Linked DNA regions of Mus musculus: region 2 is linked to region 1. Evidence: chromatin loops called from intact Hi-C (ENCODE). Cell type or tissue: left cerebral cortex. All regions are shown on one strand. Links, peaks and the distances in the headings refer to the core of each region. The heading gives the core; the rest is flanking DNA.

What was found. Peaks named below come from ENCODE experiments on the same cell type or tissue, not always from the same donor. Only the 100,000 strongest peaks of a DNase experiment are listed, where the experiment ranks them.
Region 2: a loop joins it to region 1, with 4 times the contacts of the local background. A loop is called at or near these places in 9 of 42 quality-filtered maps.

What each region holds. Positions count from the first base shown.
Region 1 is chr17:47,605,356-47,617,758 of GRCm38, reverse strand. It overlaps Bysl (bystin-like), which reads left to right and starts at 6,267. Exons shown (of 7, transcript NM_016859.3): 1 at 6,267-6,852; 2 at 10,758-10,920. The coding sequence starts at 6,588. It overlaps Gm20517 (predicted gene 20517), which reads right to left and starts at 6,174. Exons shown (of 9, transcript NR_157366.1): 1 at 6,067-6,174; 2 at 4,642-4,796. Med20 (mediator complex subunit 20) reads right to left here and starts at 6,174. Exons shown (of 4, transcript NM_020048.4): 1 at 6,067-6,174; 2 at 4,642-4,796. The coding sequence starts at 6,080. In left cerebral cortex, for the core only: CTCF peaks have their summits at 3,543 (motif pointing left), 6,261 and 6,464; DNase peaks (open chromatin) are centred at 3,567, 6,224 and 6,473; H3K4me3 peaks cover 2,428 bases; H3K27ac peaks cover 1,239 bases.
Region 2 is chr17:47,362,272-47,374,674 of GRCm38, reverse strand. Mrps10 (mitochondrial ribosomal protein S10) reads right to left here and starts at 5,788. Exons shown (of 7, transcript NM_001146212.1): 1 at 5,721-5,788; 2 at 2,184-2,248; 3 at 2,030-2,102. The coding sequence starts at 5,768. Trerf1 (transcriptional regulating factor 1) reads right to left here. Exons shown (of 17, transcript NM_172622.3): 17 at 12,350-12,403. In left cerebral cortex, for the core only: CTCF peaks have their summits at 3,038 (motif pointing left) and 5,842; DNase peaks (open chromatin) are centred at 3,029, 3,405, 5,798 and 9,193; H3K4me3 peaks cover 1,435 bases; H3K27ac peaks cover 828 bases.

The sequences.
Region 1 (12,403 bases), core at 2,973-10,972:
TTGCACATGCTCAGGTAGCACTCTCCACTCGACAGCCCTAGCCCACTCACTCATTCAACTGGCATTCTAGACTCCTTTTTTTGTTTAAGACGGGGTCTTACTATGGATCCCTGAGTAGTATGGAATTCTCTGTGACTAGGCTGGTCTCAAACTCAGAGATCCATCTGCCACTGCCTCCAGAGTGCTGAAACGGAAGGCGTGCACCAGACACCTGGCTCTGACATTTAACTTGGCCTCCCGTCTTTACTTGCTGAGCCTTCTTGCCAGCTACTCTACAGGCTTTCTCCAAGGAGGGAGAGCTACAGCTACATCTGGTTACACAGGAGCTGGAAGAAGACAAAACACAGAAAGTAAAATTCCCCTAAACACACTACAAGAGCGAATAGATGACCACAATTTGAAATACTTATTGTACACTTAAAACCCTCCCTCTTCCGGCTGGAGAGATAGATGGCTCAGCAGTTAAGAGCACCGACTGCTCTTCCAGAGGTCCTGAGTTCAATTCACAGCAACCACATAGTGGCTCACAACCATCTGTAATGGGATCGGATGCCCTCTTCTAGAGTGTCTGAAGATAGCTATACATACATAAAATAAATAAATCTTAAAAAAAAAAGAAAGAAAAAACCTCTCTCTTCAAATCCTGCCTGCTCCCCCCTCCTCAAACACATCCTCCTTCCAACTTCATGTCCTCCTCTATTTTTTCTTAATAACTGACTGAGTCTAATTAGGGCTACCTGTACATGCATAAGTGTGAGGTTTTTGACAGGGTCTCTCACTGAAACTAGAGTAAGAGTGTCTAGCCAACACCCCAGGGATCCTCTTCCCGTCTCTACCTTTTCAGCTTTGGGATTAGTTATATGCAGCTGTGCTCAGGTTTGTTTTTTGGTGGGTGGTGGTGGTGGTTTTTTTGAGACCGGTTATCACTGTTAGCTCAAGCTGGAACTCTAAACCGGAACTCACTCTATAGACCAGGCTGGTCTCAAACTCCTGCCTCTGCCTCCCAAGTGCTGGGATTAAAGGCGTGTGCTACCATGACTGGCTTGTACCCAACTTTTAAGGTGGGATCTAAGGATACAAACTCAAACTCTTGTACTTCTAAGGCAAGACATTTACTAACTAGGCCATTTCCCTAGCCCCCTAAAGACCCTTTTTAAAAAATATATACATTTACTTGTGTTTTAGGTCAGGGACACATATATGACTCAGAGGTAGATACTTGGGAAAGTCTGTTTTCTCCTTCCACTATATGGGATCTGGGGATAAAGCTCTAGTTGTCAGACTCAGTGGCAAGCACCCAAAAACTGTTTTTACAAGAAGGCCAGGCGTCCGAAACAGAAGACAGGAGGGCTCAAGCCTGTGATTCCAGCACTGGGCGCTGAGTTTGACGATGGATGCGAACTTCCCGAGGACACCAAGTCTCCAAATAATAAGTGTCACATGGAAGCGCAGGCGATCTCAGGAGGCTCATGCAGTATGACTGCCTCAAGTCTGAAGCCAGCCTGGGCTACACAAGACCCTGTCTGACAACAATCAAAAACAGGACTGGCAATAACTCAGTAGGTTAAAGCTCTTGCCACCAAGCCTGACAACCCAAGTTCCATCTCTGGGACCCATTTGATGGGGAAAAAAAAGCCTCAACTTGTGCAAGTTGTCCTCTGACATCTACTCCCTTGTTAGGGTACATATGTATACCCATATGTATATAGGGTATATATGCACATACTCACATGGAATAAAAGTATAGGAAAATAAATATACAAGTCTACTTTTAAAAATGGAAGCGGGGCCTGAGACGATAACTCAGCAAGGACCTAAATCCTAATCCCCACAACCCAGGTAAAGTCTGGAAGGCCACACACACACACACACACACACACACACACACACACACGTTTGTGATTCCAGCATTGGGGAGCAGAGGCAGGTGGACCCTAAGAGTTCACTGGCAGTCAGATATCCAAAATAGCACGTTTCCAGCTCAGTGAGAGGCACTGTCTCAAGGCAATCAAGCAGAGAGCCATAGAAGAAACAAGCGATGGAAAGCATCCAGTGTCCTTTGCTAGCCTTCACCGGTGTGGGCATGCACAGGCTCTTCCACCCTCGATCAAAACAAACCACAAACCACCCATGCACAGCTAATATGGGCAAGTTTAGCAGGTAAAGGTGCCTGCTGCTAAGCCTGAATCTGATCTCTGGGAGGCCCATGGGGAAAAGAGAGCTGAGACTCCAGAGAGCTGGAGTCTATAAACTTCATACCCATGTTGTGGCAAAAACAGCCATGCACATGCATAACACACAAACACACACAAAATAGAGTCTGGTAATGACAGTCTCTGCCTAGCACGCATAAGGACCTGGGTTCTACCCCCAGCATCAGGTAAACTGAATATGGTACTGCTATCTTAGCACTACAGAGGTGGAGTGGAGCAGGAGCATCAGAAACTCAAGGTCATCTTCAGCTACAAGGCAAGTTCAAAGCTAGCCTGAGCTACCCAGAACCTTATCTCATAAAAATCTAACTAATACAAAATAAAACTTTAAAGAGTGATTACCTGAAAAACCAGAAATCTAAGACTTCAGCATAAAATGAAAGGAAAAACACGACTTGAAAGAGGATGGAGAAGTATTTCTGAACAACAGGGTAGGAGAAAAGATGGTATTCATAACATGAACTCTAGCACAGGGCGTGGTGGCGCACGCCTTTAATCCCAGCACTTGGGAGGCAGAGACAGGCAGATTTCTGAGTTCGAGGCCAGCCTGATCTACAAAGTGAGTTCCATCCTATGCCGGGCGTGGTGGCGCACGCCTTTAATCCCAGCACTTGGGAGGCAGAGGCAGGTGAATTTCTGAGTTCGAGGCCAGCCTGATCTACAGAGTGAATTCCAGGACAGCCAGGGCTATACAGAGAAACCCTGTCTCGAAAAACCACAAACTCTAGCGGGGTTAAGGGCATAACAAAAGCCAGGCAGTGGTGGGTGCACACCTTTAATCCCAGCGCTCAGGAGTCAGGAGGCAGAGGCAGTCTGATCTCTGTGATCCCAGCCTAGTCTACAAAGAGAGAGTTGCAGGATAGCCAGGGATACACATAGAAACTCTGTCTCAAAAACACAAGAACAAAAAAAAGAAATAAAAGTCTAACAAGAGGCTGGTGAGATGGCTCAATGGTTCTGACCACTCACTTCTGACAGAACAGAGTTCACCATCCACACTGGGTTGTCCACAAGGGCCTGTAACTCCAGCTCCTTTCTGACTTCCCTCCACAGCACCCAGCCCCAGAAATAAAATAAAGTCAGGTGTAATGATGTGCATTTAGTTCCAGCACTAGGAGATGGATCTCTGTGAATCTGAGGCCACTCCCATCTACAGAGTGAGTTCCAGGACAGCTAGAGCTACATAGTGAGACCCTGTCTAAAAACAAACAAAATAAAATATAAATAAATCCTTTTTTAAAAAAAAAGTGTAGTGATGGGAAGAGGAGAAAGACTGCAGGATTGGGGAGCAATTCAGGGCCTTCCCTGTACTGCCCTGGCCTCTCTGCTGCCCCCTGCTGAATTAGGCAGGCTCTACACTGAACCTCCAACTCCCATCCCTTCTGTCTACACTGCCAATTCACATCTTTCATCGCTTTGAAAATCCAGTTTAAAATATGCCAGCTCTCAGAGCCACTCAAAGCTGACCTTATTCTGTCTCAGGTTATACACTGTAATTACATACCTGGATCATACCACATCAAGTTGTACTGCCTTGAAACTTTGCAAAGGCAGCCAAAGACTATGTGAGTGAGCTGCCAAGATGGCTCAGCGAGCAAGAGCACTGACTGCTCTTCTGAAGGTACTGAGTTCAAATCCCAGCAACCACAAGGTGGCTCACAATCACGCATAATGAGATTTGATGCCCTCTTCTGGTGTGTCTGAAGACAGTAACAGTGTACTTAATAAATAAATCTTTGGACCTGAGCAAGCACGGCCGACCGGAGCAGAGGTCCTAAATTCAATTCCCAACAACCACATGAAGACTCACAACCATCTGTATAGCTACAGTGTATCCAGAGACTATGGGCACTGGGCACTGGATTCCCTAGGACTAGAGTCAAAAACTGTGAGCTGCCATATGGGCTCTGGGAATGAAACCCTGGCTTCTAGAAAACCAGCCAGTGTTCTCAACTGCTGAGCTGCTTCAGCCCCAACACTATTCTTTAATGAAGTAAGTGCTTCCCGTTATTGTGTACAATTCTTGTTTCCTAAGAAAGGTTCTCAGTCTCTAGCCTAGGCTGGCCTTGAACCCAAGTTTAGTTCCCAGTACCCATATCAGCAGAAAGCTCATAACTACCTGTGACTCTAGCTCCAGAGGATCTGATACCTCTAGCCTCCATAAGCACCCACACTTGTGTGCATATAGCCACACACAGGGGCACAAGTGCTTGTACACACACACATTTGAAAATAAAAACAAATCTTTAAACAAATAGATCAAACTGCAAACTGACCACCATAATATAAGATGGACCAAGAACGAATGAGGCCACAAACACATCCTGCCTCAGTCAGGACCGCTACCCTTGACAGAAAAGCAAGCAGATCCATTAACGTAAATACTCTAAGCCATGCTCCTCCCATCTGCTCTCAGCCATCTACTGACCTTGGCTGCCCAGGGTAGAGGCAGCTGTGTGGTAAGTCTCACAGTCCACACAAAATGTCCCTTGTTTCTCTGCTCCAAGCATCTCCAGTTTCTTGGTGAGGAGCTCCACTGTCTGCTGGAGACTCTTGCCCTCAGCCACAGGCATCTGGGACACACTGAGAAACACAACGCCAAGTCAGCAGGGTCCAGAGACACAGAGCTTCTGGCTAAGCCACTCAATTCCCCAACAGGTAACGGATCAGCAGGGCTAGGAGTTACTTAGACATCTCTGATCCCCACCCATCAGTCCCCAAGAGTTCCTGGAACTCACTTGGTAGACCAGGCTGGCCTGGAATTCACAGAAACTTGCCTGACTCTGCCTCCCAAATGTTGGAATCAAAGGCATCAGCCCTCAGATGGATTGCCTGACTCTTCCAAAGGCCCCAGGAAAGGCCCTGTCCTGTATCAACTTACTGCAAACAGGGAAACTGAACTCTAAATGACTCTGCTGTGATCTGTCTTCATTGCTCACAGGCATTCTTTACAGTAGGGTAGAAGTATGAGATGAGGCTCCTAGTGTCAACTGTGGCAAGAGCCTTCCTTTCACAGGGCAGACCTGTGGCCCCTGGCCTCCAAGCTTCTTTAACTGGAAAGAAGCACACCACTACCAAGACTTTTAAGTGCTGAGGCCGAGTACTTTAAAATTAATACCCAGAAAAGCACGGTGCCCAAACCTTACCAACTGCCTTTTTATCAAGTGAGACTTCAAACATGTTTAAGATAAAAGTCAATCAAAACTGTCTGAAGCCCAGGCGATGGTGGCTCGCGTCCGTTTCATCCGTGCGCTTGAGAGGCAGAGAGAGGCAGGTGGATCTCTGTGAATTCGAGTCCAGCCTGTTCTACAGAGTGAGTTCCGGGCCTCCCAAGCCTACACAGTGAGACACCCAGCTCGAAAAATTGTCTCTGCCTGGTACTCCGAACTCCAAACTCCCAACCGCTCCTTTCCTCCTACCTCTGTCACTAGCCCCAACACCTTAAAATGGCCAATTCAAAGTCTGTAACTGCAAGCAAAATAGAAAAGTCACTTTCTCCTCGCGCCACTCTTATCCCTTTCTGCGAACAACTCCTAATCTAGAAACCCTATTTCTAACCTTTGGGTGCTAGTAGCGACACTACAAGGCCTCAAGGACAGGAAGAGGTACCAAGAAAAAGGTACAACTCCTGGCGGGTCCTAGGGATGCGCTGCTCCCTTTGCCAAAGGGGTGTGTCTGGGAAGAGAGAAGTCCCACGCAGTGTCCCCCATCCACACAACCGGAAGACATCTTGGTCAGCCCCCCGAGGAACCGAGAACCTCGGTCAAAATCCCTTTCCCCGGGCCATCACAGGCCCACAGACACCTTCACGACCCTATATGCTCCGTCACCACAGAAGCCCTTCAAGTCCTACCACGTCACTCCCATAGCGAAGGATCAAAAGGTGGCGCCTCCAAACCCTCGAACTCAGAGACTCCAGACCTTCACGCGAACGGCGGCCCCCTAAACACAGGAAGCAGTCGTTGATCGACCGCCGGAAATGCGCAAATACTGAGCGCCGCGGCGACACGCCCACAGGGAGCGCCATCTCTGGTACCCAGTGGTGACATTTCTAGAACGTCATCGACTCGGCTCCGCCCCCAAGGCGTCCAACGGGTTGACAGGACGCCCTAGGCTACTTTCATGAATTCTGGAAAAGGGTGACTTGGACATCCACCTTTCTAATGAGATTACCTGAGAATTTGGGGGCTCCTGCTATAGGTCCCGAAGCTCTTCCTGAGAGTAATAGATGAGGAACTTCCGGCCTCCTAACGCTGGGGGGCACTGTGATCTCTCAGTGGCCTCTTGGCGATCGGAACACACAGCGCAAGCGCAGTATCGGCTTTTTAGCCGGCTTCACACGTGTGAACCTGGTGGGCAATTTTTTCGGCCAAAATGCCCAAATTCAAGGTGACACGTGGGGCCAGCAATCGGGAGAAGCATGCACCTCTGGCCGAGCAGATCCTGGCTGGGAACGCAGTGCGCGCGGGGACCCGAGAAAAACGGCGGGGGCGTGAGGTCGAAGAGGAGGAAGAGTATGTGGGACCCCGGCTAAGCAGACGGATTTTGCAGCAAGCCAGACAACAGCAGGAGGAGCTCGAAACTGACCATGGGGCTGGTGATCGGTCAGCACCACCGCGAGAGCGCGCCACGCGGCTGGGTGAGTGACAAGGGGTGGAGTCGTGAGTTGGGCCGGTCTGACACCCCATCAGAATACTTTACCGGCGTGTTCCTCCACTTCCACTCCTGAATTCCAGAATTCAGAGTTAAGCCAACGAAAAGTGATCTCTCACACCAGTTCTAGCATTATTTTATTTTAGGTTTTTTTCGAGACAGGGTTTCTCTGTATAGCCCTGGCTGTCCTGGAACTCACTTTGTAGACCAGGCTGGCCTCGAACTCATAAAGCTGCCTGCCTCTGCCTCCCAAGTAAAGGCGGGTACCACCACCACCTGGTGGTCTAGCATTTATTTATTTATCCTCTGGGCGTTTGAAGTATTTGTGGACTGCCTGCATAATGTTTTGAGCTGTGTTAAGTTTTTAGGCAGTTTTGATACAGAAATAAGATATTCGTTCCTCCTGATAACACCGGAAGTCTAGCTCAAGGCACCCATTAAATAGAGTTACATATTCCAAGCAGGAGTGGCGAGGCTCACCTGTAATCCCAGCACTCGAGAAGCAAGGCAGAAGACCTTCTTGGCTATATAGTAAATTTCAGATTAACGAGCCCTGTCTCTCAAGAGAGAGGAAAAAAGTGATGATATTTCTATTTAAACAAAAAAGCAGATGAACATTAATTCTACATGGTGGGTATCCCAGATTTCATGTCCTTCGAATAAGACCTGAAAAGCAAGTGGGGACTGTCCCTGTCCCAGCGACAGGGGAGGGGAAACAGTATTGTTTACGGGCTAAAAGGGGGAAGAGGGGTGGGTACTGCCACCTGTCTCACTGGGGAGGAATTGTTGTTCACCTCCCAGTTGCTTAATCTTCCATTCTTATTTCTCCTAAAAAGCAATATTGACACATTTGAACATGGTTTTGGGCCTACAGCAGCTTTTTCTGTTTCTTTTAGTTTTTTTTAAAGTAAGGGCTCATGGAGCCTGGGATGGCATCTAATGCTGTAGGGGAGGCTGACCTTGAACTCCTGATCTTGCCTCTGTTTTCCATGTGGTGGCATGATAGGTGGGTGACACCACACCTGCCCTTAAAATAACTTTTTTTTTTTAACTCTGAGACTGAGTCTCGTTAAGTTGTTCAGGCTGGACTTGAACTTGCTGGGTGACCAAGACAAGGTTTGACGGTCCTTCTGTGGTGTCGTCAGGGAATTTCACTTTGAGGCCATTTGTTTGACAGCTACTTCCAGTTTTTTCTCCCTCAGAGTTCGTCCAAGAAAGCTCACATCTTTATATCCAGTGGTCTACCTGACATCTCCAAGTTGAATACTAGTATCTAACTCTAGTAAGATTGCGTCCAAGCAGGGCAGTGGTGGCGCACGCCTTTAATCCCAGCACTTACAAGGCAGAGGCAGGTGGATTTCTGAGTTCAAGGACAGCCTGGTCTACAAAGTGAGTTCCAGGACAGCCAAGGCTACCTAGAGAAGCCCTGTCTCGGAGAAGGAAAAAAAAAAATAAAAGAAGAAGATTGCATCTAAAACAGAAGTTGTGACTTCCTTCCCAAACTTGCTCTCTGTTTGCTACTTGGAGGTTGTTAGCACATTAGCTCCACTGCTCCAGTCAGAGTCCAGGCTTCCTCTTTCTCACTTCAAAGTAAATCCTGGTGATGTTGTCTTTAGAGTATTTCAGAGCCAGACCACTTTCCATTCACCTGAGACACTCCCTGATTAAGCTACCAGGGTCTCTCCCCTGGATCACTGTGGAAACATCGTGCTTTGAATTCTGTGACCTCTGTGGTCCATTCAGCAGCTAGAGATTGATGGCGTCCTGTCTGGTCTGTCTCTGTTTCAGGTCTGACCACAAGCTAGGGACAGGATAAGATAATGCTCACAGCTGGTGAGGTCCATGCTTTGAGAGAGCATGAGCCCTGACTTCCACTCACAGCAGCTTGTAGTTTCTGAGCTACAGTGTAGAAGACAGATCTCTTGGGCCTACTGGGCAACCAGTCTAGCCTAATCAGCTATCCCCAGGTCCCAGTCAAATCCTGTTTCAAAAACAAGGTCATCAGCTCCCAAGAGTCACTTCCATGATGCAGGGTTCACTCATATACAAAAAGCAAATGATCACAACAACAAAACACCACACAAATGTCAGTGACTGTCTCCTGATTTTCTCTCTTTTCCCTACGTCGTATTTCATAGCTCTTGTCTTCCTTTGTTTAACATGTATTTTGTGTGCATGTGCGTGGCATGATGTGTGTAGAGAACAGAGGAAAACTCTCAAGAGTTGGTCCTCAGCTCTTCAGAACACTTGTTCTTGCAGAAAACCCAAGTTTGGTTTCTGGCATTCATATGGCAGGCTATAGCTGTCTGTAACTCCATTTGCAAGGGATCAAATGCCATCTTCTGATGTCATTAGACACCAGGCACACTTGTGCACAGACATACGTGCAGTCAGCACTCAAACATTAAAAGTAAAATAAACCTAAAACAAACAACCTTGGCTCTCACTGGGTATGCTCTGTGTACTCTCTGGAGCTCTATATAATATACCCTTAGTCCACTTCCATAGCAACTGATCTGTTGCTATGGTAATAATTCAACTACTTTGGTTTATTAGACTCTTTCCCAACTGCCTTGCCAGCTATGTGCGGTATTTCAAAAGTCAGCCCGGTGTATTGGCACATGACTTTAATCCCAGCACTCAGGAAGTACCCAGCCAAGACTCCATGGTCAGGACCTCAGGATGTGGCAGGAATGGCTCAACCCACCTATCACCCAAGTGAGGACACAGAGACCTCTTATTAGTTATGAAAGCTTGGCCTTAGCTGCCTTGTTCCGAACTCGCTGATACAACATAATTGCTTTATACTAGTCTACATTCAACCACGGGGCTCGTTACTGCTCTTCAGTAACAGCACGTGTTTCTTCCTCTGTGTCTGGCTGTTGAGTCCCCTCACATCTGATTTCTTTCCCAGAGTTCCTATCTCTGCCCAGAAGTCCCGCCTATCCTTTCCAGCCCTGCTATGGGCCACTCAGCTTTTGATTAAACCAATCAGAAGGTGATGGAGAAGAAGTTTCCACAACACTGAGACAGGTGATGCTTCATTAAAAAAAAAAACCAATGCCGACTGTACTCAGCTCTCTGCTGGAACAAAGATTAACATGTGAATAGTACACAGGCAGCCTTTACATGGAACACACGGGATTAACCCAACATCAGAAGCTCAGCCTTCAGCACTGTGGTGCGTGTTTGGAAAGTGGAGGCGCGAGAACAAGGAACTCCCAAGTCATCCTCGACTACCTAAGCCAGTAACTTAAATGTGTTGGTTGATCAGAGTCCGAATGCCACTGCCCAGCCTTAGAGCCTTCCAGGTTGGCTTTCCGTTTCCTTTCTGGCTCCTTAGTGCCCAACACTCTAACAGCATTACTTTCCAGGACGTGGAGCATGCTCTTGCTCCCAGACTGCCCATCCAGAGCCTCCTCAGCCTCTGTACTCATCCAAGTGCCTGAGGTGCACACTGCCTCCACCATGGTTTTAGTTTCAGCACATGATGCAGTTCCACTGTGCAAGCAACATAGTGGGAAGTCAGGACCCACAGTGCCTACCTACTGTGGGCACATCAACTCTTCTGCCCCGGTTTGAACTGGGTATAGCAACAGTACCTATTCCTTGAGGTCATCTGGACAGACCAGGTTACATGTGTGTAGTATAGAATGGATCCTTCTTGGTCATTGAGGGGGGACATGTCATCCATTCACTGAGGGGACATGTCATCCAGTCTTTACTGGCCTTATCATCTCTCGCTTCGTGTGCTGTATTTTCTATCAAGATTCCAAGTCTCTGGGGACAAAAGGATAGTCCCTCTGCAGGTGTCCCTCCTGCTCCCTGGGTGTGCTGTACGTGGAATGGGGAACTGACTCACAAGCCCCTGCGGCTGGGATTATCTTGTAGGGCCGGGATTGCCACAGGATGGATCAGATGAGGAGGATGAGGAGTGGCCTACCCTGGAGAAGGCAGCCAAAATGGCCGGGGTGGACCACCAGGCAGAGGTGATCGTGGACCCTGAAGATGAGCGTGCCATTGAAATGTTCATGAACAAGAATCCTCCCGTGAGGTAAGGCTTAAAGGTTGGACCAGTGGGTCCTGGTAGAAAGTTCATCCAGACCACAGCTGTTGGTCTGACCATTGCCAAGAGTGGCCCCTGAACGGGAGTGACCCGGATTCCCCTTTGCCCATCTGATCTGGAACCTCTGGATTACCGGTTCCTTGTGATAGCTGGGGATCCGTTTAGTAGTGTTTATTCTTGGTACGTTACTCTCATAGCTTAGTCTTATTTTTTTTTAAGATTAATTTATTTATGTATGTGAGTACACTGTAGCTGTACAAATGGTTATGAGCCATCATATGGTTGTTGGGAATTGAATTTTAGGACTTCTACTCATTCTGGCCAACCCCACTCGCTCTGGCCCAAAGATTTATTTACTATACATAAGTACACTGTAGCTGGCTTCAGACGCACCAGAAGAGGGCACCAAATCTCATTACGGGTGGGTGTGAGCCACCATGTGGCTGCTGGGATTTGAACCCAGCATCTTCGGAAGAGCAGTCAGTGCTCTTACCTGCTGAGCCATCTCGCCAGCCCATAGCTTAGTCTTTAACTCAGGGTTTTCCATCTCAGTTACAGTGTTGGGGCCAATAGCAGCTATCTCTGACAAAATGTTCCCAGAGGGGTTAAAACTACCTCTGGGTAGAACCACAAACGTACCCCCATGTGTTATAAATGCTACTTCTAAACATGCAGTTATTTAGGCTGCCTGTGGTCAGATTCTTGGTTCCATTCAGATGGATCTGGCCTCATTGAGAGGACTGGGCTTAGGGCAAAGGGGCTCAACCAGTTTATTCTTCAGAGTGGGGTGTAGTACACCACTATCATTAATAGTACGGTGATGAGCAGCTTGGGTTCAGAGAACACAGGAGAACCCTGTCCCCTGAAGGTGTCTGACAGCTCTGAGAATGGTCATGGGGTGTGATGTGCCCCCCAAAGGCTCTCGGGCAGCACCTCATACCCAGTGGCTCTTGATCTGACAAACTTAGCAGAATGTTTTCTGCAGTTGCTATACGGAAGTGACAACATGGTGGAAAGGGGGACCGTGGGCACTCTTGAGCAGTGGCTGCTGGCATCTTCAGAAACCAGGCTAAGGGTCTTTGGGAACACAGCAATCAGGCCTTGTCACTTAAGGCACATTGAAGACGCTGCGAAGCACCCAAACTAGAAGTCGAAAGACTAAAATTTACCCTTTCCCTGAGAAAGTCTTAGGGCTTAGGAGAGTTGTTGGTTGGCCCTGAGTCTCGATTCCCCGGCCTGGGCAGTGCGGGGGAATAAAAGCACCTGCCACCAGTGTCATGCAGACCACAGGACACAAGTCTGGAAAGTGTCAGATTCAGTGCTGCTCGGCACAGAAAAAGACTGCAGAGAAACTTTTTCCCCTTGTGCTGGAAGCCAGAACCCAGGTCTCATCCTTGCTAGGCAAGTGCTGGGTGAGTAGGATAGGCTGGCCTTGAACTCACAAAACTCTGCCTGCCGCTGCCTTCTGAGC
Region 2 (12,403 bases), core at 1,929-9,928, 240 kb after region 1:
GAAGGCCAGAACTGAGAAGCTCGCACTGGTGGCTGCACAGTGACAACTGTGGGATCCCTGCTCCTCCAGGCACTCAGGTTTAAGGTAATATGCTTGTGCTAAAACTCTTGCATTTCTACAAAGAAAATCTATGAAGACACAAATTAAAGTGCTTATAAATTGTTAAACACTGCTATACAACTGTTAAACACTGTAATTGTTATACAAAGCCCAGCTAGCTCTACTCATCCCTTTTATTAGGAATGTACTCATGTATGGTTGGCCTGTCTTCACACAGAAATTACTCATGTCTAATTAAAACGTTATGACACTGGCTGGACCTCCACACCAGTGCTAAAGGCCTTAGAAATAATGGGCTTGGCATGTCTGACTTCTTCCACGAAGAATTATCTTCATCTCATTCACCATTAGGCTGGGAAAGGTTATTACTAACCCAGTGAGTCAGGGGTAAGGTACTTTACCCCTGAGAAGAGAGCCACTTAGTAACCCGGAAGACAGACATCTGCTCTCAATTACACCGAATAAGATGGTTGGAAAGACAGGACTGACCGATCTATACATCAGAGTTGGGACACAGAGAGGATGCCGGGCCTACAGGATGTTCTATTCCATCTTGTAGGGCTTGCTTACTTATTTAAACTTTTGTGGTGTTTAGAGAGTGCTAGGTAAAAACTCTACTGAGCCAGCCTTAAGAACCCCCATTAGGTTTAAAGTTATTGTGAATTTGCAACAAATCTTAAAAGATTTCTGAAGATGTCTTCTGAGATCACTATCATTTTAGCTTGGAATAGACATCTATCACAAGGTCTGATTTCCTAGAAGTCCTTAAGTGGCCAGAATATGTAGTAAAGAGACTCTGTGTGTGTGTGTGTGTGTGTGTGTATACACATACATGTGCATGCACCATAGTATGCGGGTGGAGTCTGAGGACAACTTCTCTGCTTCTACAATGTAGGTTCTGGGACATGACCTCAGGCTGGGTACCTGCTGAGCCACGTTTCTGGTTATCTATCTTACTATTAAGAATGGGTCATTTTAATTGTGTTTGTCCATATGAGTGCTAATGGCATACACAAGGAGGTAAGAGGACACTGTGTTTACCATGTGGGTCCTGGAGACTGAAGCCAGGATGGCAGCCTTGGTGCTCACTGCCATTACCTGCTGAGCAATCTCACTGGCCAGACCATATGTTATGAAACAGGGTCTCACCCTGAGCCTGGAGCTTGAGGATAGACTAGGCTAGACTAGGCTCGCAAACTAACATGAGAAATGGAAAGATTTAGAATTTTTACAACTTTATTAAGAAGTGGGAGTGTACAACTTTATTAAGAAGTGGGAGTGGTGATCTGTAATCTTCTCACTTAACATAAGGCAGGAGGCTTAGGAGTTCCAGGTCGTCCTTGGCTATATAGCTAGTTAGAGGCTAGCCTGGGCTAGACAGCATCTTGTCTTAAACTCTACAAGGCCACACAGCTACTTGTGTATTCACCATTTTTGTGCCAATGACCTGCTTCAATGTGAACCAAGAAATGCACAAGCCCAGGCTCAAAATCCACATGGAAAGGCTTGAAAGCCACAGAAAGGGGTGTGTGTGTGTGTGTGTGTGTGTGAATCAAGGATTCAGCACTACTAAATATCACACTCCTGAATTATGCTGCGCTAAGAGGAAGAGACTGTTCAGTCCTACATTTATCTAGGGCAATTAATGATTTTCTTTAGGACTTTCTTGGATAGCATGAAAATTACCCCAGGATCTCCCAGGGACACCACAGTCTACACTGTGGACTTGCTGGTATTCTATGAAAAAGACGTGTGTGTGCATGTGTGTTTGGGAAATAAGCCTGAGTGAAATAACCAGGAGAAGAGTGAAATTATTAATGTAATCCCTGTTGTTGTTGTTTGAGATGGGTTGCATGTCACCTAGGCAGGCCTTGAACCTGTTATGTAAATGAGGATCTCCTACCTTCAGCTCCTAAGTGCTGGAGTCACAGGCCTTCCATGCCCTGCCCTGTGCAATGGGGGTACCTACCGTAGGTCTGGTCACATCCTTTGGGACGTCCACATGCAGGTTTGACAGTGGCACCCACTTCATACTGGCACTGCTGAGTGGGGAAAAGAAGGCTCAGTCCCAGCACAGGGCTCTGGATTCTACCGTGATTAAGCAAATGCAGTTGTATACTCACAGCGCGAGGCCACCAGCTCTGGTTGTCCTGCTCTTAGAACCATTTATAGAGGAATTCCCCAATTCCTAAGAAGGATGGAGGGGACAGGTGTCAGAAGCAAAGTCAGTTCCCAGACCACAGGTCAGAAGTACGTGGTGCCCAGAAGGAGGTTCTCAATCCCTCACAGGAAAACACTGGGCGTCAAAAACAAAGTGCTGGGCGGTGGTGGCACATATCACCTTAATCCCAGCACTCAGGAGGCAGAGGCAGCGAATCTCTGAGTTCGAGGCCAGCCTGGTCTATATAGTGAGTTCCAGGACAGCCAGGACTACACAGGAAAACCCTGTCTTGAAAAACCACAAAGAAAATGAACGAACGAACAAATAAACAAACACCAAGTGTTTACTGCTCTAGGAGCCTGGGTCAGTTCTCAACACCCATGCCAACTGTAACTCTAGTTCCAGATTGTCTGGTACCCTCTGTCCTCCATGGGTGCCCACATGCATGTGGTACACAGGACACTCATGTAGATACACACAAAGACACATAAATTAAAAACAAAACCAGAAACAACTTAGCTAGGCACACTGGCACATGCCTTTGATCTGAGCACTTTGGAGGCGGAGTAGGAAGAGCGACAAGTTCAAAGACAGCCAGATGTACAGAGGATTTGTTTGTTCCAGAAACAAAACAGAGAACAAAAGTCTTTTAAAATTACATGTGTACATGAGTTACTCTTTGCTTGGCATAAGCACCTTGTAAATTACCTAAAATACAGCACACACCACGTCCATACCCATCATTAACTACCACACCACAAGCTGCTCTAACACAGCACAGCACAAACCCTTTAAGTGAGCGCCCCCTAGTGGAAAGGAGGCAAATGGTACTGTTCAGATCTCATGGTTTCTTAGCCACCCAGTAATACTTTAAACGGATTGAAAAGTGTGACCTTGAAAGCAGCCAATTAAAATCTTTAAAAATACAACACAGGCGGAAATAACAGGGAGACACAAGTAAAGGAATTCAAACAACTAGTGGGTGCATTTAAAACAGCCTGTGCTTGCTGTAGTGGCGAATGACTGCCTTTAACCCCAGCATTGTGAGGCAGGAGGACCTGTGACCCTGGGGCCAGCTTGCTCTACCCAGCAAGTTCCAGGACAGCCAGGATTCCAATAGAGAACTTGTCTCCAAAGTAAAACCCCAACCAGTCTTGCTTCTACTTCCTTGCTCTTATGCTGTGGGACAGTCTTCAGCCTTCCTTGGCTTACAAACAAGGACACCAGGCTCAGTGCAGAGTATGCGTGGTCACCCACACACTCAGACAGTAAGCTCTCCTACACAGTAACTCGGATGCTAAGAAGCATGGCGCTTCCCAGTCACATTCTTCCTCTGAAATAGCTTTGACTCCTGGGGTGGGGGTTGCATGAGGCACGACCTGGCCTCCAACTGGAGAGATGGGCAAGCCTTGAGCGTCCGCTATGTCTGACTTCACCTCCCAAGTGCTGGCTGCGAACCATCGTGTGCAGCTTTGTTTTTTAAGGCCTTGGACATGCACAGATCTGGCTGGATAAAATTTTTCTCACAAGTGCAAACAACTCTGTCTCTAGCATTCTAATTTTTAAAAAAGTCTACATCTGTGAGTGTTTCTACATGCATGTACCTGCATGTACGAGAGTGTGGAGGCTAGAAGCTGTTGGGTGTCATTAAGGAAGGATCTCATTGGCCCCAAGTCTCAACTTTTCTTGGCTAGTCTGGAAGGCCAAAAGCTTCAGCGGACCCATGAGCCCCTGGAGCCTCCCCTTGACAGCCTGGTGCTGGCACCCGAACCCCAGACTTGTGCAAGTGCTCTTAACTACTGCAGCCCTAGCCCCTCAATTTTTTTTTTCTTTTTTTGTTTTGTTTTTCGAGAAAGGGTTTCTCTGTATAGCCCTGGCTATCCTGGAACTCACTTTGTAGACCAGGCTGGCCTCGAGCTCAGAAATCCACCTGCCTCTGCCTCTCAAGTGCTGAGATTAAAGGTGTACACCACCACCACGCCCGGCTTGATATTTTTCCTAAGGTAAGTGATTATACAAGTGTGGGCCAGGGCTGCCCATGAATTCTTAAGATACTCTCGGGAGGCCTGAAACCAAAACTCACCATGACATTACTCAAGACTTTTCTGCTCTCATTCTCCATTTGGTGTTCAGTGGAGTCTTCCAGAGCTGCGTGGGTTGTACCATCTAGTAAAAGATGGTATGCGAAAACTAACGAGAGAAAAGCTGCCTTTGCTGGAAGGCTGCGTCCCAGGCTTACTCTTCTTCAAATTTGCTTCTGCTTTGGAAAGCAGGCTTTCTAAAGTGTTAACTAACCTGGGACGATATCGAGGCTGGAGTGATGGCTCGGCAACCCTAGCAGACCACTCGAGTCCCACAGAAGGCTACAAATGGGCTTCAGTGGCAGAACCCTTGTCTGGTGTAAGCAAGGCCCTGGGTTCAATCTCTAGTATGAAAAACAAACTTTTTGGAATCTTTGATCCTTTTTTTTTTCGAGACAGGGTTTCTCTGTGTAGCCCCGGCTGTCCTGGAACTCACTTTGTAGACCAGGCTGGCCTTGAACTCAGAAATCCGCCTGCCTCTGCCTCCCGAGTGCTGGGATTAAAGGCGTGCGCCTCTTGCTTTGGCCTCTCAAGGGCTGGTATTACAGGTGTGGGCCACCACCTCTGGGTTACATGCTGCTGTGGGGCCGACAGGGCCAGCTTTAGGCATTAGGCCCTTGAGCAACCGAGCCACAGTGTCAGCTCTTCCTTTTTTAAAGAATTCGTTTATTTTGGGACAGGGCCTCAATATGCAAGCCAGGTTTTACAAGTAATGCTATTTCAGGGTCAGCCATCTGACCCAGTTCTGAGCATTATTTTCAAAACTACTAAATGACCATTGAGAAGAGTCACAAAAGTTTCAAGACCAAAGTTCTTGAGAACAGCCTGGTTTTTTTGTTTTTAATTTAAATTATTTTTGTGATAGGATCTCAATACATAACCTGGCTGTCTTCGAACCCAGAAGTTCGTCCGCCTGCCTCCTTTCCCCAGTGCTGTGATTCATGCCATGCGAACTCCAGGCAAGTTTTCCTTTTTCAAAGACCCTCTCGAGGGAGATCTGACCCATTCCCCTGACCTGGGAGCTCTCGGGTCACCTCCTCAGCCGTGGAGGCGAGCAGGGCGTCCCAGTGGGGCTGCACCGGGGCTTTATGTGACCCAGCGTTTGCTGGCTCGGTTCCTAAGAATCCGAGACCAGCGTTGTCTTCTCTGAGCTCACGGTTTCCATGGCCCTCTCTACCGTGGAGGGAGGGCTCTGAACGCGTTTTCCTCATCCTTCCTGCTCTGACGTCTTACGGTTCTCGCTCCCGTCTTGCCAATTTATGTAGGGTCCCTCGAGAGAAAAACCTGCCCTTTTCTTGTCACTTTCTAATAACTTCCTCCAACGGAGGATGACTCCGTACGGGTCGGGCAGAGGGTGGCAGCGAGACTCGACGATGACGGCGCCGTCGGCAGCCGGGACCCCACGCCCACCCCTTTACCTGCTGCAGGCGCCGGCACAGAGCCACACACGCTGCGCGCGCCGCCATCTTGGTGCCCTGATCGCCCAGGACCGCTTCCGGGGTCACAGCATTGTTCGCGAACCATAGAGTTCGAAAAGGAAAGAGTGTCTCCTGTGTTCCGACACTGAAACAACCATAGAGACGGTGCTCCTTGAATTTTTTTAAAATTATATTTTAAATTTTCTATTTTCTTATTTATTTACTTATTTATTATTCACTCATTCATTTAAGGTTTTGAGTGGATGCGTCGCTTCCGCCGTCTGGATAAACTCCCAGGTTCTATCTATACGCTGTCTATCCTAAGATCCTATTTGTCTTGGGTGGTTCTGTTTGCTTAGAGACAAACACAACAGAAATACTTGGGAAGGAAGTTGCTGCTGCTACTGAGTCCAAATTCTAACATTTTACCTTATTGCAAAAGGCGTTTCATTCTTAAACTTTGTTCACACCATCGGAATGCCAGGCTTGTTAATGGATTTTTCTAAATTGTGTTTTTCAAAATGCCTTCCCATGCAATTTAGCATAATGGAAGCTCCACACTTAGGCGCTCTGGTTTCTATTTAGGTGGGTGACTTGATCAAATTTCTTCCGTACTTTGAACCCCCTTTTTTTTTTTTTTTTTCTTTCACTTGCCAAGTAGAGATGAGAACAAATCATACTTGCAGTAGAGGATTAAATGAGATTAAAATGCTACATGATAAATGTCATCCTGAATTTGTGACATCTCTTCTACATCCTGGGCCTTAAGAGGTTGTTGGGAAAATGAATAAGGGTCAACTTAATGCGAATGAAACAAAGTATATGTCTTAGTAAGGGTTTCTATTGCTGCTACAAAACAACATGATCAAAAAGCAAGCTGGGGAGGAAAGGGTTTATTTGGCTTGCACTTCCAGATCACAGTCCATCACTGGAGGAAGTCAGGACAGGAACTCAAGCAGAGCTGGAATCTGGAGGCAGGAGCTGATGCAGAGGCCATGGAGGGGTCCTGCTTACTGGCTTGCTTCCCATGGCTTGCTCAATCTGCCTTCTAATAGAACCCAGAACTACCAACCCAGGAATGGCAGCACCCACAGTAGGCTGGGCCCTCCCCCACAGATCAGCAGTTGTGAAAATGCCTTACAGTTGGATCGTATGGAGATATGTCTTCAACTGAGGCTCCTTCCTCTCCAGTGACTCCAGCTTGGGTCAAGTTGACACACAAAACTAGCCAATACTATATCTCCATAAACCATCATGCCAATGTAAAGCTGGGTCTCCCACAAGCAGGCATTAATTCTTATTTGGCAGGCCAGAGAACTAAGCAAAGGGTAGAATGTCCAGATGGCACAACTGATGAGAGATTTATGAATATGGACCACTTTCCTGCCCCTCAGGCGGGCCTATATGTGATCTCTATATGGAAACAGAATCTTTAACTAGTGTGTGGCTGGATTTGGCTATGCCCTACCTGCACAGGCAACCCAGAAGTGTCCTCAGAATTAGCTCTGGTGGCCCCTCTCAGCCAATGATCTGTTCTGACAGTACCCCAACCTTAATCTCTTTACTACCTCTAGACTTTGCATCCATCTCTCCGTATGGTCCTTCATGATGGCTTCTCACCCAGCCTCCAGTCCTTCTGGGTGGTCTCAGCTCAGGGAGTCTACTGCACCCCTAACTAGGGAATGACTCTCACTTAGGATACCTAATCTTATGCTCACAGAAGTAATTGTATCATAATTTTAAGGTGAGGTTCAGAGCCAAGTTGACTTGGCCAACGTCATATGGTGAGGTCCAGCTGAACCCGTAGCCACCTTCACAATCCTAGTTCAAGGACTGTACTACTCTTACAGTGGGCTGTTTCTGTCTATGATGATGTTCAGTGTTGATGTCTCTTTTGGATGAGAAGACTTTAGGTACCCTCCTGCCCACCCCACTTCACAGAGAAAGTTTGATTGACTTGGTTTTATGACTTGGCAGCATGATCTGCTAATTGGAACCAGAGAGGTGTGCTCTAAGCAGCCTTCACTACTAGATGTCCTCTCCTTGAAGGCCCCGGTCTTTGTTTCCATGGATTCTCTCAGCTGAGATTCAGATCTTCCAGGGCTGCTTGTGGCCACTGAAGCTGTGTTTGCATCATTAGATTTCTCCACATCTTATGCTTGAATGTGGTGCTTTTCTGAGAACCCCTCGTTTTCCTCTCCTAAGTCATGAGTCATAAAACTACATTTCAGTGTAATGCCTGAGTGGCAAGTGCAGAAGTTAGGGTCTTAGTTAAGATTTCTATTGCCATGATGAACACCATGATCAAAGCAACTTTGGGGGAAAAAGTTTATTTGGCTTACACTTGCATATTACTGTTCATCATCAAAGGAAGTCAGGGCAGGAACTCAAGCAGGGAAGAACCTGGAGGTAGGGGTTGATGCAGATGCTATGATGCCCTGATGGGATGCAAGCATACTGGTTTGTTCTTTAGCCTGCTTTCTTATAGAACCCAGGACCACCAGCCAGCACAGGGGTGGCCCCATCCACAATGGGCTGGGCCCTTCCCCATTGCTCACTAATCAAGAAAATGTCTTATAGGCTATTTTTCTTAATCTTATGGAGGCATTTTCTTAATTGAGGGTCCCTCTTCTCAGATGACGGTTGTGTTAGTTAGGGTTCTTTAGAGTCACAGAACTTATGGAATGTCTCTATATATTAAGGGAATATATTGTACTGACTTAAAGTCTGCTGTCCAACTAACCCAGCAATGGGCAAGTGTGAATAGAAAGTCCAAGAATCTAGTAGCTACTCGGTCCCACGGGGCTAGTTATCTCAGCTGCTCTTCTGTATAAGCTGGGGTCTTGAAGAAATAGGTTCCAGCATCGGTGCTGGCAAGAAAGTGCTAGCAGGAGAAGAGGGAGCCTTCCTTCTTCCGTTGTCTGTATGTAGGCCCCCAGCAGCAGATCTGGCCCAGATTAAAGGTGTGCACCACCACGCCTGAACCTAAGCTATTCTTTACTTGGAACTTGATCTGTCCAAGGCTGGCCTTGGACTCAGAAATCTGCTTGCCTCTGTCTCTTGGGATCAAAGGCATGTACTATCTTGCCAGAGCCTAAGGTTTTCATGTCCACTATACCTCAAGATCTCCATGTCAAGATCTGGGTCAGAAGCCTGTGCCTTCCAGCCTCAAGATCTGGCTCACAGGTGTGTCCCCCACCATTTCTGGATTGTAGTTCATTCCAGATGTAGTCAAGTTGACAACCAGGAATAGCTGTAACGATGGTAGCTTGTGTCAAGTCGACATAAAGCTATCCAGCACACACTCTAAAGGAAAAAAGGCAGGTTTTGCCAGCAGTAAAGTTGGGGTGATAGAGGTCAGCTACTTTCATATTTTGTGTCATACACACAGAATATGTGTATTTCATGTTGCAAAAAGGAGTCAGCACATACATGACATTCTAAGCTTAGCACATATGCAATGGGCATGGCCACATACGCGGCGGGCGTGGTTTACTTGTTCCGAAGTAAGCCCTCCTCTCAGCCCTAGTGACACCAGCAAACACTAACTAGATTGTTTCCCCGCCCCCAGCATACTTTATTTATTAATTTCATGTGTATGTGTGGAAATTAGAGGACAGAAAACATTTAGAAGTGGTTCTCTCCTTTTGCCATGTGGGTCCTGGGGAATTAAACTCAGGTCTCCTTTACCTTTGAGTCATCTTGGTGGGCTCTACACTCAGGGTTTTGAGAAGTGTCTGGGGCCAAAGATCCATGGAAAGAGGAAGGAATGCCCAGGATGATAACAAGAGAGGCATAGACACCCCAAGTCTCAGAGACCTGGCTGGTCACTTGCCCAAAGCAGGGGGTGGAGGGCTGACCTCTGCATGACAGACAGCCTATGTCCTCCCATATGGTCTGGTAAGAGATGAAGCTTAGCTTACTGTTTTAGACCAATAGCCCCCAGGCTCTTCCATTTGCCAGCTCTCTAAGTGAGGCATGGCTTTAAAGACCCGATTCCTGTCTCTGCTTGTTGGTTTCTTTAGGCTTCAGGCAGCAGGTGAGTCTGGGAACTCCAGGAATAGACAAGAACCTTGGAGCACGCTGTGTGGCACCAGCCATGTTCTGACCCCGTTGTCATGGTCCCCTTTACCCACAGCCTGAACTTTCAAATATCTGACCCCACTGAGAGGAGGGGGTCTGGAAAGTTCCTGCACCTTGCATTAGGCCCAGAAAACAGGTAGAAGTCAGTCGAGGTTGAATCCGATTTTGTACGGATTCTTAGAACTCACTTTGTACACCAGACTGACCTTGAACTCACAGAGATCCTCCTGCCTCTGTGTCCCAAGTGCTGGGATCAATGTGTCATCAGGCCTGGCTTCAGTTGTTGTTTTTAAAGAGAGACGTCTTTAAAAGATATGTTTTCTCTCCTAATGGATGCATGCATGTGTGTGTGTGTGTATGTGTGTGTATGTGTGTGTATGTATGTATGTATGTATGTATTCACTGTGTGTGTCCTGAGTGTCATGTAGAGGTCAGAGTATTACTCTCTGAAGTTGGTTCTCTCCTCCTACTTTGTGGGATCCAACTCAGGCCTGGCATCTCTCTGTCTGCTGAGCCATTTTACCATCTGTTTTGAGATAGAGTCTTGTGTAGCTCAGCTGGTCTAGAACTTGCTGTGTAGCCAAGGTTGGTCTTGAACTCCTGACCCTAATACCCAGACACTTGAATCATAGGCAAGCACCATCATGCCTGACTTTGCATAAAGGAAGCAATTTACCCCTCTATAGCTTTTTTTTTTTTTTTGGTTAAGAATTATTAATTTAATTTTCCCCCAATTCTTCTTTTACAGTTCTTTTATGTAGAGGTATTTGTGATTCACAGATTCCCTTCTGCCTCTCTTAGAGATGTTCAGTCTTTTTTTTTTTTTTTTTTTCCTTTTTTTGGTTTTTCAAGACAGGGTTTCTCTGTATAACCCTGGCTGTCCTGAAACTCACTCTGTAGACCAGGCTGGCCTCAAACTCAGAAATCCACCTGCTTCTGCCTCCACTGCCTGGTCATTGTTTTCTTTCTTTCTCTCTTTCTTTCTTTCTCTCTTTCTTTCTTTCTTTCTTTCTTTCTTTCTTTCTTTCTTTCTTTCTTCCTTCCTTCCTTTCTTCCTTCCCCCTCCCTCTTTCTCTTTCTTCCTTCCTTCCCCCTCCCTCTCTTTCTTCCTTCCTTCCTTCCTTCCTTCCCCCTCCCTCTCTCTCTTTCTTCCTTCCCCCTCCCTCTCTTTCTTCCTTCCTTTCTTTCTTTCTTTCTTTCTTTCTTTCTTTCTTTCTTTCTTTCTTTCTTTCTTTCTTTCTTAATGTAAGTACACTGTAGTTGTCTTCAGATACCCCAGAAGAGGGCATCAGATCTCATTACGGATGGTTGTGAGCCATCGTGTGGTTGCTGGGACTTGAACTTGTGACCTTCAGAAGAGCAGTCGGCGCTCTTAACCGCTGAGCCATCTCTCCAGCCCACATTGTTCAGTATCTTAAAACGCCTTCCGAATTATGTTTTGATTAAAAACCCATCCAGTTTCCCAGAATGTGCCTCTCAGCTGACTGGCTGTACCCGGGACAGACAGACCTGCAGAATTCAGGATTCGACTTTCATTCTCAAAAGAATGCATGCTTCCTTCCCCAGAGTGGACATGGGAGAACAGAAAGGCCTTAACTGATGACCGCAAAGTCTGGCTGTGCATTAAAGATTACCCCAGAGCTGTATGTGGAGATGTTCTTGGTATTAATAAGGTCTAAATTTTGCTCTTTAGATGGCAAAGCAGGCCAGGCCCCGATCTACTCCTGTTCAGTATCCAGTTCTTCAGTGAAGCATTCGACATTGCAGTCACTGAATACGTGCATTACAGTATGACAGTGTAGGGTGGCTCATGAGGACTGAATGAATGAAGGACTGAATGAATGAAGGACTGACTGAATGGATACAGTGGTGCCCCTTTTAGGGGCCTGGAATTGTGGCCCCTAAAAACTGACTCAGTTTACCACCCTAGCTGTATGTGCACCACATCTTGGGTTGTTATGTTGATAGAGGATGACCTGAAGGAACAATTAAAATCAAAGTCCCTAAAAGGGGCTCAGACGATCAAGGTGCAGAAGGAGACAGCCTCACTCAGGGCAGATGGTATAAAACATAAAATTCCAAATTTCTTCCTAAATTTATTTGTGACTACTAAAAAGTAAGTGCAAATAAATTTTAGACATTCGTATTAAAATGCAAATAAATCAGGGTCAACACAGCCGTTGTGGAGGACTTACAGTAAGATTTCTTTTGCTGGGGGTGGGGGCGGTGAAGGGTCCCACTGTGTAGCCCTGGCTGGCCTGGACTTTGTAGACCAGAGGGCCTTAAGGTCTAAAAGCTCTGCCTGCCTCTGCTTCCCAAGGGCTGGGACCAGAGACTTCTGGGGTGGCACAGTCTGGGGAATGCCATGTCTATCACTGGAGGAGCCAAGATGGAAGTCCTGGTCCTGGTTTCTCCAGGCATAGGAACACTTTAACGGCAATAGGATCTGACCAGCAGCTCTAAACCCACTGTCCACAGAGCAGGTGAGATATTGGAGTTACCATTGACTATGCCACCAGGTCGAAAGAAGGACTGAGAGAGAACCATAAAGGTGACGGTTTATTCAGGACAGCTAACGAAACACCGAGCCCACTGTGTAT